2 separate regions of the Homo sapiens genome follow, and region 2 is linked to region 1. Evidence: chromatin loops called from intact Hi-C (ENCODE). Cell type or tissue: Caco-2. All regions are shown on one strand. Links, peaks and the distances in the headings refer to the core of each region. The heading gives the core; the rest is flanking DNA.

The links. Peaks named below come from ENCODE experiments on the same cell type or tissue, not always from the same donor. Only the 100,000 strongest peaks of a DNase experiment are listed, where the experiment ranks them.
Region 2: it touches region 1 in a loop (25-fold over the local background); 20 of 110 quality-filtered maps call a loop at or near these places.

What each region holds. Positions count from the first base shown.
Region 1 is chr20:32,650,263-32,656,934 of GRCh38, reverse strand. It overlaps C20orf203 (chromosome 20 open reading frame 203), which reads left to right. Exons shown (of 6, transcript NM_182584.4): 2 at 4,954-5,202; 3 at 5,769-5,917; 4 at 6,054-6,672. The coding sequence starts at 5,783. The coding sequence ends at 6,503. Among named protein-coding and RNA genes, the nearest start is that of C20orf203, 20 kb to the left of the region's middle. RefSeq lists a silencer at 3,762-3,861 and an enhancer at 4,152-4,201. In Caco-2, for the core only: a CTCF peak has its summit at 3,836 (motif pointing right); a DNase peak (open chromatin) is centred at 3,864.
Region 2 is chr20:31,820,194-31,825,989 of GRCh38, reverse strand. It overlaps MYLK2 (myosin light chain kinase 2), which reads right to left. Exons shown (of 13, transcript NM_033118.4): 3 at 5,444-5,796; 4 at 4,253-4,551; 5 at 2,408-2,513; 6 at 1,638-1,731. Among named protein-coding and RNA genes, the nearest start is that of MYLK2, 3.7 kb to the right of the region's middle. RefSeq lists enhancers at 997-1,497, 1,698-2,224, 2,225-2,752, 3,220-3,279, 5,609-5,796 and a silencer at 2,870-2,919. In Caco-2, for the core only: a CTCF peak has its summit at 3,005 (motif pointing left); DNase peaks (open chromatin) are centred at 1,942, 2,359, 3,069, 3,469 and 2 weaker places.

The sequences.
Region 1 (6,672 bases), core at 1,017-6,016:
ATTTGGGTTGTGGTTGTTTCTATTTTGGGGGAATAATGCTGCTATGACTAGTCATGTAAGATTTTTTTTTTGAGATGGAGTCGTACTCTGTTGTCCAGGCTGGAGTGCAGTGGTGCGATCTTGGCTCACTGCAACCTCTGCCTCTGGGGCTCAAGCGATTCTCATGCCTCAGCCTCCTGAGTAGCTGGGACTACAGGTACATGCCACCACACCTGGCTATTTTTTTTCTATTTTTGGTAGAGACAGGGTTTCACCATGTTGCCCTGGGTGTTCTCGAACTGCTGAACTCCGAAAATCCACCTGCCTTGGCCTCCCAAAGTGCTGGGATTACAGGCATGAGCCACTGCGCCCGGCCTTATGTAAGTTTTTATGTGAATACATGTTTTCATTTCTCTTGGGTATATACCTTTTAGGTGCAGAATTGCTGGATCATGTAACTCTATATATAACCTTTTGAACTGCCAGGCTTTTTCCAAAACGTTTTACATTCTTACCAGCAGTGTATGAGGGTTCTGATTTCTCCATATTCTCATCAACACTTGTTATTATCTGTCTTTTTTATTATAACTAACCTAGTGGGTACAAAGTGCTATCTCATTGTGGTTTTGACTTGCATTTTCCTAATGACTAATGATGTTGAGTATCTTTTCATGTGCTTATTGGCCATTTGTATGTCTTCTTTGGAGAAATGTCTATTTACATCCTATGCCCATGCATTAGTCTGTTTGCATTGCTATAAAGGAATAGCTGAGACTGAGTAATTTGTAAAGAAAAGAGGTTTATTTGGCTCACAGTTCTACAGGCTGTACAGGACACATGGCACCAGCACCTGCTCCTGGAGTAGGCCTCAGGAAGCTTCCAATCATGGCAGAAGGCAAAGGGGAGCCAGTGTGAGCAAGAGAAAGGGTGGGCACTGCCAGCCTCCTTCAGACAACCAGCTCTCTTGTGAACTAACAGAGCAAGAACTCCCTCATTACTGTGAGGAGGGCACCAAGCCATTCATGAGGGAGTCACCTCCGTGACCCAAACATCTCCCAGCAGGCCCCACCTCCAGCGCTGGAGATCACATTTCAACATGAGATTTGGAGGAGACAAACATCCCAACCATATCTGCCTGTTTCTATTTTTATTTTTTAAATTTTGAGGTGGAGTCTTGCTCTGTCACCCAGGCTGGAGTGCAGTGGTGTGATCTTGGCTCACTGCAACCTCCACCTCCTGGGTTCAAGTGATTCTCCTGCCTCAGCCTTCTGAGTAGCTGGGATTACAGGCGTCTGCCACCACGCCGGGCTAATTTTTATATTTTTAGTAGAGATGGGGTTTCTCCATGTTGGCCAGGTTGGTCTTGAACTCATGACCTCAGGTGATCTGCCCACCTCAGCCTCCCAAAGTGCTGGGATTACAGGAGTGAGCACCACACTTGGCTCAGCCCATTTTTAAACTGGGCTATTTGTCTTTTATTATTGAGTTGTAAGGGTTCTTTATATATGCTGGTTAGAATCTGTTATCAGATATATGATTGTCAGTTATTTTCTCCTATCCTGTGGGTTGTCTTTTCACTTTTTTGATAGTGTCCAGTCTCAAGCGATCCTCCTGCCACAGCCTCCCAAAGTGCTGGGATTTCAGGTGTGAGCCACCATGCCTGATGCAAAATTTTAAATTCTGATGAAGCCTAGTCTATTTTTTCTTTGGTTGCTTGTGCTTTTGGTATCATATTTATGAAACTATTGCCTAATCCAAGGTCATGAAGATTTATGTCTATGTTCTCAGAGTTTTATAGTTTTAGCTCCTACATTTGTTTTCATCCACTTTAATTTTTGTGTATGGTGTGAGGCAGGGGTCTGACCTCTTTCTTTTGCAAGACTCTGTTTTCCCCATTGAACTCCACCATTAAATATGTTCGGCTCTTGCGGCTGAACCAAATGTGAGGGTTTATTTCTGGACTCTCAGGACTCTTATTTATATTTCATTGATCTCTATGTCTGTCCTTATGCCAGTACCACATTGTCCTGATTACTGTAGTTTATTATAGTAATTTTTGAAATTGGAAGTGTGTGCACTCCAACATTGTTCATTTTTTCTTCTTCTTTTTTTGGGGAAGGATCTTGCTGTGTCACACGGGCTGGAATGCAGTGGCACATTCTTGGTTCACTGCAATCTCTACCTCCCAGGTTCAAGTGATCCTCCCACCTCAGCCTCCTGAGTAGCTGGGACTACAGGCACATGCCACCACACCCAGCTAAATTTTTGTATTTTTTGTAGAGATGAGGTTTCACCATATCACCCAGGCTGGTCTCAAACTCCTGGACTCAAGTGATCTGCCCACCTCGGCCTCCCAAAGTGCTGGGATTACGGACATAAGCTACCACGCCTGGCCCACCATTATTCTTTTTCAGGACTGTTTTAGCTTTTCTGAGTCCCTTAAATTTCCATATGAATTTTAGGATCAGCTTGTCAATTTCTGTAAAGAACCAAGTTGGAATTTTGATGGAGATTGTGTTGAATCTGAAGATCAATTTGGGGAGTCTTGCCATCTTAATGGTATTGGGTCTTTAGATCTATGAACATTGGTATTTTTCCATTTATTTATGGCATCTTTAATTTCTTTAAACAATGTTTTGTAGTTTTCAGATTATAAGTTTTGTACTTCTTTTATTCCTAAGCATTTTATTCTCTTTGATGCTAGTATAAATTGAATTATTTTCATAATTACATTTTTGAAGTGTTCATTGCAAATGTGTAGAAGCTCAATTGATTTTTGTATATTGATCTTGTATCCTGCAACTTTGCCAAACCCAATTATTAGTTATAACTTTTTTTTAGTGGATTCTTTAGGATTTTCTCTTTTTTTTTTTTTCGCTCCATCACCCAGGCTGGAGTGCAGTGGCGTGATCTTGGCTCACTGCAAACTCTGCACCCCAAGTTCAAGCAATTCTTGTGCTTCAGCCTCCTGAGTAGCTGGGGTTACAGGCACACACCACCACGCCTGGCTAATTTTTGTATTTTTAGTGGAGACATGGTTTTGCCTTGCTGGCCAGGCTGGTCTTAAACTCCTGACCTTAGGTGATCCACCTGCCTTGGCCTCCCAAAGTGCTGAGATTACAGGCATGAGCCACTGCTCCCAACCAAGATTTTCTATATATAAGATCATGTCATCTGCAAGTAGGGATAGTTTTACTTCTTCTTTTGCAATCTGGATGACTTTATTTTCTTGCCATTGTACCCAGTACAGTGTTGAATACAAGTCGTGAATTCAACTTTGCCGTAAGAGTGGACATCCTTGTCTTGTTCCTGGTCTTGGGGAAAGCACCCAATCTCTCACCATGAAGTATGATACCAGCTGTAGGAACACTCTTCTTAGAACTCCCCGAAAGATTGGCTGGTTTACACCCTCAGTTCTAGCAGTGTGCAAGCAGGAGGCCTAGTCCCCCATCCCTTGCCAACACAGTAACCCCAGGCTTTAGAGGCAAAGAACCAAGCCTGGGAGGGAAGTGCTGCATGCTATGTCACACAGATACTCAGCGACCTACAGTTCAGCTGTCCATATGCACTGGGAGTGAGCCCTGGACACTCAGCCTTCCCTCCCCTAGGGTGGGATGTCTTGAGACCCCCTAAAAAAAAGCATTGGTACAGAGGAACTTCTGGGTTCTGTTCTTGTATTAGTCACTGGCTGTGCAACTGTAGGCAGGTCACTTCCCTCTGGGCCTTGGTTTTCCCATCTGTGTAGTGGAAAGAGTGGTCCACCTTGAAATCTTCCAACTCTGACCATCTCTGCCCCACCCACCCTTAAATTCACAGTGGCTTCAGCATCCACCACTGCCCAGAGGAGCCACCAGAGGGCGCCCCAGACCATCATTTGGCCCAGCTTGGGTGCAGGGTGCCCTGGGGAGGCTGAGAGCAGCGCCTATTTTCCAGGAGCTGCTGGCTGTGCTTGCACAGACTTCCTGTGGCTAGACCAGCCCGCTCCTCTGGCTGAGCTCTGATCTCCAGGAAGGGAGTGACGGAGGCACCATCCCCAAGGCCAGTGACCTAGCACTCACCCTGCCCGCTTTGGGTTGCCGCCTGAGGCTCAGGCTTTGCAACATCGGGGCCAGCAGCCTTGCATCTCTCAGCCTTGAGAGGCTTCCACCATCTCTGAGAGGGCCTCTCACTGGTGCTGCATCCTCTCCCCACCAAATTGCCCAGCAGCAGGAAGCCCCCCAAACTGGTGCGTGTCTGGCTACCTGGAAGGGGGCCCTCACTGTTTTTTGTGGACGTGAATGTATTCATGCTGGGGGTCTGGACAGTGTAGTCTCCAAAAACCACAGCATCCGGGACTCCTAGATACCTCCAGGATAGATCCCAGAACCTTCGAAGCAGGAATCACAGAGGTCAGGGACCACCCAGAACTTCCCAAAAAAGCCAGAGGAGGCTCCATCAGCACCCCCATGACCCCCAGGGCTGATTTTATCGTTCAAATAAAATCAAAACCTTTGCCTTGCAAATTGAGCTCCAAGACACAGCAGCATCTCCCCGCCATCCCAAGAGTCTCACCCCAGCCCCTTTGCATGGAGGGCTGCTGGGCCCCCTCTGATGCCAGGGGTATTTGCTTTTTTTTTTTTTTTTTTTTTTTTTTGAGATGGAGTCTTGCTCTGTCGCCCAGGCTGAAGTGCATGATCTCAGCTCACTGGCACGATCTCAGTTCACTGTAACCTCTGCCCCACCAGGTTCAAGTGATTCTCGTGCCTCAGTCTCCCAAGTAGTTGGTACTACAGGCGTGCACCACCACACCCAGCTAATTTTTGTATTTTTAGTAGAGACGAGGTTTTGTTGTGTTGGCCAGGCTGGTCTCGAACTCCTGATCTCAAGTGATCCTCCTGCCTAAGCCTCCCAAAGTGACAGGTGTGAGCCACTGCATCCAGCCACATTTGCTTTGCATTCTAGTTATTTGTATGTGTGTTTTCTCTCTCCTTCCAGACTGGGGTCCCCTTAAAGGCAGAGTGAATCTCAGATTCATCTTAGTCCCTTCCTGGGGTCTTGTTCAGGACCCTGCATCCAGTAGATGCTCAACAAATGTCAACATAGGAATCCAGGTCCCATCCTCTCCTCACTCAAGGGATCCAAGGCTGCCTCTTCCTCTTCCGTAGTGGTGTGGCTTTGCAGAAGTCACTTAAGCTCTCTAATCCTCCTCCTCAGAGTGCCAGACTGCAGCTGCCACATGAAGAGGTAAGACTCGGACAGGCTAGGTGCCAGGTCACCCCCCAGTTCCCCAGACCTTTCAGATGGCAGTGGCTGGCTATTCAGGTCAGACCAGTTGCTGTGCTGGACACTTCACCTTTGTTATCTCCTCCAGTCTTCTCAGAGACCCTTTGAGGTGGGCTCTGTTGCCATCCCCAGCCTTGCAAATGGGGAAACCCAGGCATGTGACAATGAGCTCCCTTGCCTGAGGTCACGTTGGTTGGTAAAGGTGTCTGAGCCTACAGCCCTGCTTTGAAGTGACTTGGGGCAGGGATGAGCAGCTTCAGGGGGTTTTCTTGTCCACCCTGTAAGAATCTTCAAGGCTCAGAGATCATTTGCTCCAATTTTCTCGTTTCTTTTCCTTTTTTTTTTTGAATAGGGTTTCGCTCTGTTGCCCACTTTGGAGTGTAGTGGGGCGATCATGGCTCACTACGGCCTCAACCTTCTGGGCTGAAGTGATCCTCCCACTTGAGTAGCTACCCCATGAGTAGCTGAACCCTCAGGCGCAAGCCAACACACCCAGCTAATTTTTTTTTTTTTTTTTTTTTTTTTAGAGAGAGGGTCTCCTATGTTTCCTAGGCCTGTCTTGAACTCCCGGGCTCAAGCGATTCTCCTGCCTCAGCCTCCCAACATGCTGGATCACAGGCAGTGGCCACCTCGCCTGGCCAGTTTTCCCTTTACAAAAACTGGAATGCTGAGCCGGGTAAGAAGTGCTGTCCCTGTCTCCCACACCTGGGCTGACACTGGGGACTGTTGGGAAATTAGGGAAGACCTAAAGCCCCTTGCGAGTCTCAGGTACTAAGATTCTATGATCTTCTTGGGGGCCTTGTTCCCAACAGGCCACATCAGTCTTGGCTGGACTCACTGCCCACCTCTGGGACCTTGGCGGTGGGGCGGGAAGGAGGACCTCAAAGGCTCAGCGAGTCCACCCCCAGCCCAGCCACCAGCGCCAGCCTCCTCCTCCGCAACACCCAGGCCCTTATCAGGAAAGGATTTGGGTTGGTGGGGAGGGGTGGGGGGAAGTTGGAGGCCTCAGGCTCAGCAAGGTGGGTCGGAGAGATAGGGAAGTGGGGAGGGGGCTGCGGGCCCCTGCTGGGCGGGGGAGGGCAATGGGAGGGATGCCCAGAATGGGCACGGTGGGGGACTTTGGCCAAGCTCTGTCCTCGCTGGCCTGGACCTCAACATGTTTCCAGGACTTCTGCCTCCCATCCTTGCCAGGCAAGTTGCCTGCACCTTTAATTAGCAAGCAGCAGTTTCTCTCCAATTCATCACGGTCGCTGTTTAATTAGCCGAGCCCAGGGCGCCCCCACCCCCAGCTCTGCCTGCCTGTCCTACCAAGGCCACCACCACCTCAGGGTGTCCCCTGTTACCACCCCCCACAATCATTCTGCTCCCCAGAGTGGGGGATGGGCCCGGCACGCCCAGCTGAAACCTCAAGGAGATTCTGGGCACCGGCGC
Region 2 (5,796 bases), core at 1-5,000, 830 kb after region 1:
AGCATCATCTACCTTCAAGCTAGATTATACATCCAATCATTCGCACCTCCTCCACCACTGCCTTCCTAGTTTAAGACACCATTATTTGTCACTTTCAGAAAGTCGCAAGCCAGCTGTCACATCGGTAGGCTGATATATCGGCTATAATAGGAATACTTACACCATGAGAAATGGCAAATGCTGTAAATCGGGCCTCTCTCCACACCTGCCCTACCCAGATCCAGTGGTTAAACACTAACCCTTGTTTCACTGCCAGGATGGCTCCCCTTCTGCCTTTACCCACCCCTTCATTCAGTTCTCACCTCACATATGTCTTTCTCAGAGAGGACTGATCTCACCTCCCTATCTAAAAGCGCCCCCATCAGCCCTGTACCCCCTCTACCTTACCTGGCTTTATTTTCCCTCCTAGCACTTCTCAGTACCTGATGCCAGGCCTTCTTTTCTTCTCTTTTCTTTTCTTTTTTCTTTTTGCTTTATGTTTTAGTTGTCTCTCCCTCCACTGTAGCATGTCAGCCCATGAGGGCAGGGGTGTTTTTAGGTCACTGACATTTCCCCAGCCCCTGACCCACTGAATGGCAGAGAAGTGCTCAATAATTATCAACTGAAAACTGGCCCCAGTTAATTGAGCCGCAGGTAGGTACTGAACATCTATGCTGAGCCAGAGCCTGTGACAGAGGCCTGGGACCTAGGAGACAATAACACGGACCCAGGCCCTGTAAGTGGAAGAGACGAAAAAGGACGTTGTCACATAGAAAATGCACTCCTTCCAGTGTGCTTAGAGCCATAATGGGGACCCAGGGCTGCAGCGGCTAGAGCTGCTTCTCACGCTTTCACTGGGGTCGGGCCTGTGCCCACACTGTGGCTTCTGCCTGGGATGCCCAGAACCTCACTCCCCAGCACCTCCTGCTATCTCTGGCCCTCGAGCCTTTCCTCCCATAGTCCCCTCTGCCTGAAACTCTGCCCCTGCCTTCTCCACTGGAACGTCTCCTCAAAGCCCTCGCTCAAAAGGCAGCTGGTCCAGGAAGCTTCCCTGACCCCTCGGCCTGAGTCAGAAGCTCTCTTGAACCCCAAAATGCTACCCCGCAGTTTCCCTGAGTCACAGCTGTGGTCACACGAGGTTGCTATTACCTCCTCACACAGCAGACTCCCTCACTCTACCTGCCTGCATCCTTTCATTCCTTCAACAAACACTGCTCGTGGCCTCCTCTGAACCCAGCCCAGGCCGTGGGTACTAGAGGCAAAGCTCTAGGCCAGGCTTGTTTACCTTGGCTTCAGCTCCCTGAGGGTGGAGACCACACCCACTTCACTCCCAGACCCCCAGTGCCCAGCACAGGGCCTGGCCCAGAGCCCACACTCATCAGTGTTTGTTGAATTGAACCAGAGGGCATGAATATCCCATGCCTAAAAGGGAAGTCCCCAGATAAGTTCACTAACTGAAGTATCTGGTTATGGGTAGGGTCCTCAGGCCCCTGCTGCAGGGCTGTCCATCCATCTCTCTATCTGTGTAGTATTTTCACTGCAACAAACTCCCATACCAGGCCCCAGGTTCAGCAGCGCTGGTGGAGGGAGGCGAGAGGTGCCCACTCCAAGGATCCCCTCCCCATCCTGGGCAGCCACCACCCCCGCAACCTCACTACCTTGTCTTTGGGAGTCTGTTTCTTGATGACCTTGGCTGCCAGCTTGAGGCCTGTGGCTTTCTCCATGCAGGTACAGACTGCCCCAAACTTGCCACTGGAAAGAGAAGAGGCTGTAAGTGAGGGGACCCCAGAGCCCACCGGGGTCAGTGGCATCCTTTGCTCTGATCCTAACTTGGTCCCAGACCCAGTGGTGCCTCTGGATCCCCTTTGGTGAGATGGGAGCACTCACCCCAGCCAGCCCTGACTCCCTCCTGAAGCTGTGAGCTGTTCTGCCAGGACAATGGCTGAAGCAGGTTCTTTGAACCACACAGACCACGTGCACAGGAAGAGCAGGCGTGTAGGGAGGATGGCCCTGGGATGCGACCCTTAGAGGTTTAGGGCAGGCAGGCCCTGGGCCCTGGGGGAGGGCACCTTCAGGCAGAGGGAGGATCTGCAGAGGTATAAGACTGAGTCAGGGCTTTTTACAAAGCAGGAATCACCATGAGGGGGTCAGTGTGGTGCCTGGAGCTGAGACAGACAGAAAAATGCTGTGTATTTCCTACGGAAGCACTGAATGGCTGACGGTGCGTCTGAGTAAGTGACAGCAACACTGAGTGCACATCAGCATGTGACAGCTGCACACAGTGTGTGTCCCACACAGAGGTGAACATGTCCATGTGGCCATGTCTCAGCGGGGTGTGTGTCTGGGCCTTGCACAGGGGAAATGTGAAGCCACAGGAGCCCGGTGTACTCTCTGTCCATGAGTGCCCAGCTGGGGTCCCAGATCTCACCCTCCGAGCGCCTCCTTGGAGTTCATACTGAATTCACTGCTGACATTCCCGGTCCTCAGCTCCACCATGCGGTGAGGGAAGGGGGCCGGAGGTGGCGGGCAATCATCTGGGGGACAGAGCACAGCCCTCATGGTCAGTGCCAGGGGCTGCTGAGGATTCCCCTTGGCACCACCCCTCCTGCTGGCCTGGGCCCCATCTAGGGAAGTTAAGTTCACCAAGTGATACCTGGGGGACACCTGGCTCCAGGATAGGGGCTATGGGGCCCAGTTTCCAATATCAGTTCTGCCACCAACACAACACTCCTATCAGGGAGGACCAGCTTCTCCTGGCAGAACAAACGGGATGGGAGCTTGGACTTTTTGGACCCTCTGCATTATAAGACACAAGGACTCCATCCCAAGCTATCTGCATTTCCACCAAAAACAATCAAACACAGCAGCTATAAAGCGGAATGCCAGGCAGTGGGGTTGCTATGTCTGAATAATGGGGTAGGTGGTGGGACCTGCCCACCCTCCATCCTAATAACACCGCAATCTGGCCAGACCACCCATGGCGGGGCGGGACCGGGGACCGTGCTGTTTGGTGGGGAGAGGGCGCCACCTAGCGGCAAGTGTGGGGAACCGCTCGCCCTGAAGGCTGGCAGGCCGGCAGGCGGTCATCAGGAATGGAAACCTCTTTATAAATAGCAAGAGGCGGCAGGGAAGCCGGGCTGGTGATAAATCAAACGGCCTTTGGAGGTGGTTCAGATCCTGTCACTCTAGGATGCGATTTCGGGGCGGGGCGGAGGTCTCTGCGGCTGCTAGGGGCGGAGGCAGGGCTCCTGGCTGCCGCCCAGCCGCCAGGTCCTCCCACCCTGTCTGGGTGGCACGGTGCCGCTCACCAGGCAGGCTGGCGGGTCTCCCAGGGCACTTCAGCCTGGAGGCAGGGGGGTGTCAGGACACTCTGGGTTCTCCTGACCCCATCTCACCCCACCCCCAGCCCTGCCGCACCCCTGCCCAGGCCCTTTCCCTATTCACCTGCTGGCCAAGCTCACTCACACTCAGTGCTCTCTGCAGCCCATGAACAAGCCACGGGCTGCTTGTCTAATCATCAATGAAGGCCACTCCACAGTCCTGCCCCATTGCACATGCCCAGCTTCCTTGGTCACTGCTCCCACACACAGGCACCTGTGCTCCTCAGCGCATGAGCCCTCTATAGCTCCCACGACCCCACCCCACTATACAGTTTAGCTACTAAGCCTGGCATTTGAGCCCTTCTACAGATTGACTCCAAATTCCATTGCCCAGGGAGTTTGTGTTGCTCCAATAATCTGCCTGATTTTTCTTTTTTTTAACTTCATTTTAGTCAAAGTAGAAAAAACTCAAAAGTGGGTTCTGGAGTCTGGGTGGCCTGACAGGTTCAAATCCTGTCTTCACTGGATATGTTTGGGCACTTCATTTTCCTTTTTCTGAGCCTTCCTTTCCCCATCTATCAAAAGGGAATACTAAATTTAAAAATAAAAATACATCTTAAAAAATAAGATTGAAGAAAGCCAGGTATGGTTGTACACGCCTGTAGTCCCAGCTACTCGGGAGGCCAAGGTGGGAGGATCACTTGAGGCTGGGAGTTTGAAGCCAGCCTGGGCAACGTAGCAAGACCCTATCTTTTAAAACAAATAAACAAATGAATAAACATACGTTAAAAAAGGAATACTTTCTGGAGTTGTGTGACCCTTAGATGAATGGGCCTGGGTAAGGCTTGGCTCAGGGCAGTTCAGACCTCCGAATAGGTAGACTTGGGACTGACAGCCCCCTTCCCTCCCCCTGGCCCCAGGGCAGCCCCAGCCCCCACCTGCCCCTGGCCTACCCAAAATCTGGAAGCAGTCCTCCTCCCTGGCTGTGAGACAGAGGGCCTGCCCCACCTCGGATTTCTCTGAGGGAACAGCCTGGAACTCAATCCCCCTCGAGGTGTCCCCTTGCATCTTAGCCTGGCCAGCCTGGCCTGGGGTTTTCTCTCCCACTTCCTTCTGGCTCTCTGCCAGGATGTTCTTTCCTTCTTCTGCCTTGGCTGGCCTGGGATCCGTGGGGCTGTGGGTCATGGGCACCCCTTCAAAGGTGAGCTCTGATGCCTCGCTTGGGGGCTTCTTGGCCAGCAGCTTCTCAGAACTAGAAGGTGAGAACACAGAGGTGAAGCCCTCAGCGGCCACAGCCTGTGGCATCAGGCAAGTCTCAATGCAATCTGCAGAGCTAATCCAACCCCACCCCAAATGCATGGTGTAATACAGCCAAATTCACCTGGTACAAAATTAAGGGATGTTCATGGCTGTGGTCATTATCTTGACTACCAACACACTAATACATCATTAATAACTATTAATAGGATTGTTGATATGGTTAATCATCATGTGGATACAACTAGGGAGTTATGTAGCTCTTGATTCATAAAATCTGTTGTGATATAATTGATACATAATTATCAAAGTGATATGGTAAATGTTCTTATTGTGGCTTACAATATATCATTAATGACCTCATTAGCATTCAGGTAAGTATAACTGATGGCATCACACATGTGCTATATTATGGTTATGAAAATATTATCAATGATCCTCCAATCTGGTTATTAGTCATCTTTTCATATCTTACCAATAATTATATTAAGAAGAACAGGAAAATACTGGATGTCCTAGGAAATACACAGCCTTTTGCCTGACACCTTTAGCCTTTCTGCCTGCCATCTCAACCCTGCCCTTGGCTAGACCCAAGCCCATGGAGTAAGGGGAACTTCGGACCCCAGAAGCCTAGAGAAGATATGTTCAACCTAGGCAGTCTTTGAGGGTCTCTCTTACTCCAGTCTTGTATGAATTGTGGCAGGGTTCTGGTTTCTGCAGGGGACAAGGCGGTAGAGGCAATTCACAGGACAGAGGAAACTGAATGTCAGAACTACACTCCCCAGCACTGAATGTGATGATAACCATGCCTAAGACAAGGGAATTAAGCAGGACCCCTAGGGACAGAACCACAGGACCCCTCCCCACTCCCAGGAGGGGATATTCACCTGGAGATGATGGCAGGACAGCTGGGGCTATGCAGAAAGGCAGGTGAGCCCCTCCTGGCTGCTGCTTGGCCCTCTGCTGCCTTCTTGCCCACCCTGGGCTTTCCAGGATCCTGGCTGCCTGAGGCTCCCTGCTCAGCCTTGGGCTTCTTGACGCTGGTCTCAGGTGTCGCAGTCTGCTGGGGCAGGGCTGCCGGGGGCCCAGCACTGCCCTCCGCGGGCCCCCCGCCCCTGTCACCCTCTCCTTTGGGGCCTTGGCTGCTAGTTGAGGGTTGGGCCAGGGTACCATCCCCTTTCTCTGAGGCAGGGGCTTTGGCATCTTTCTTCAGGGTGGGTGGATCCGGAGCTTTCTTTGG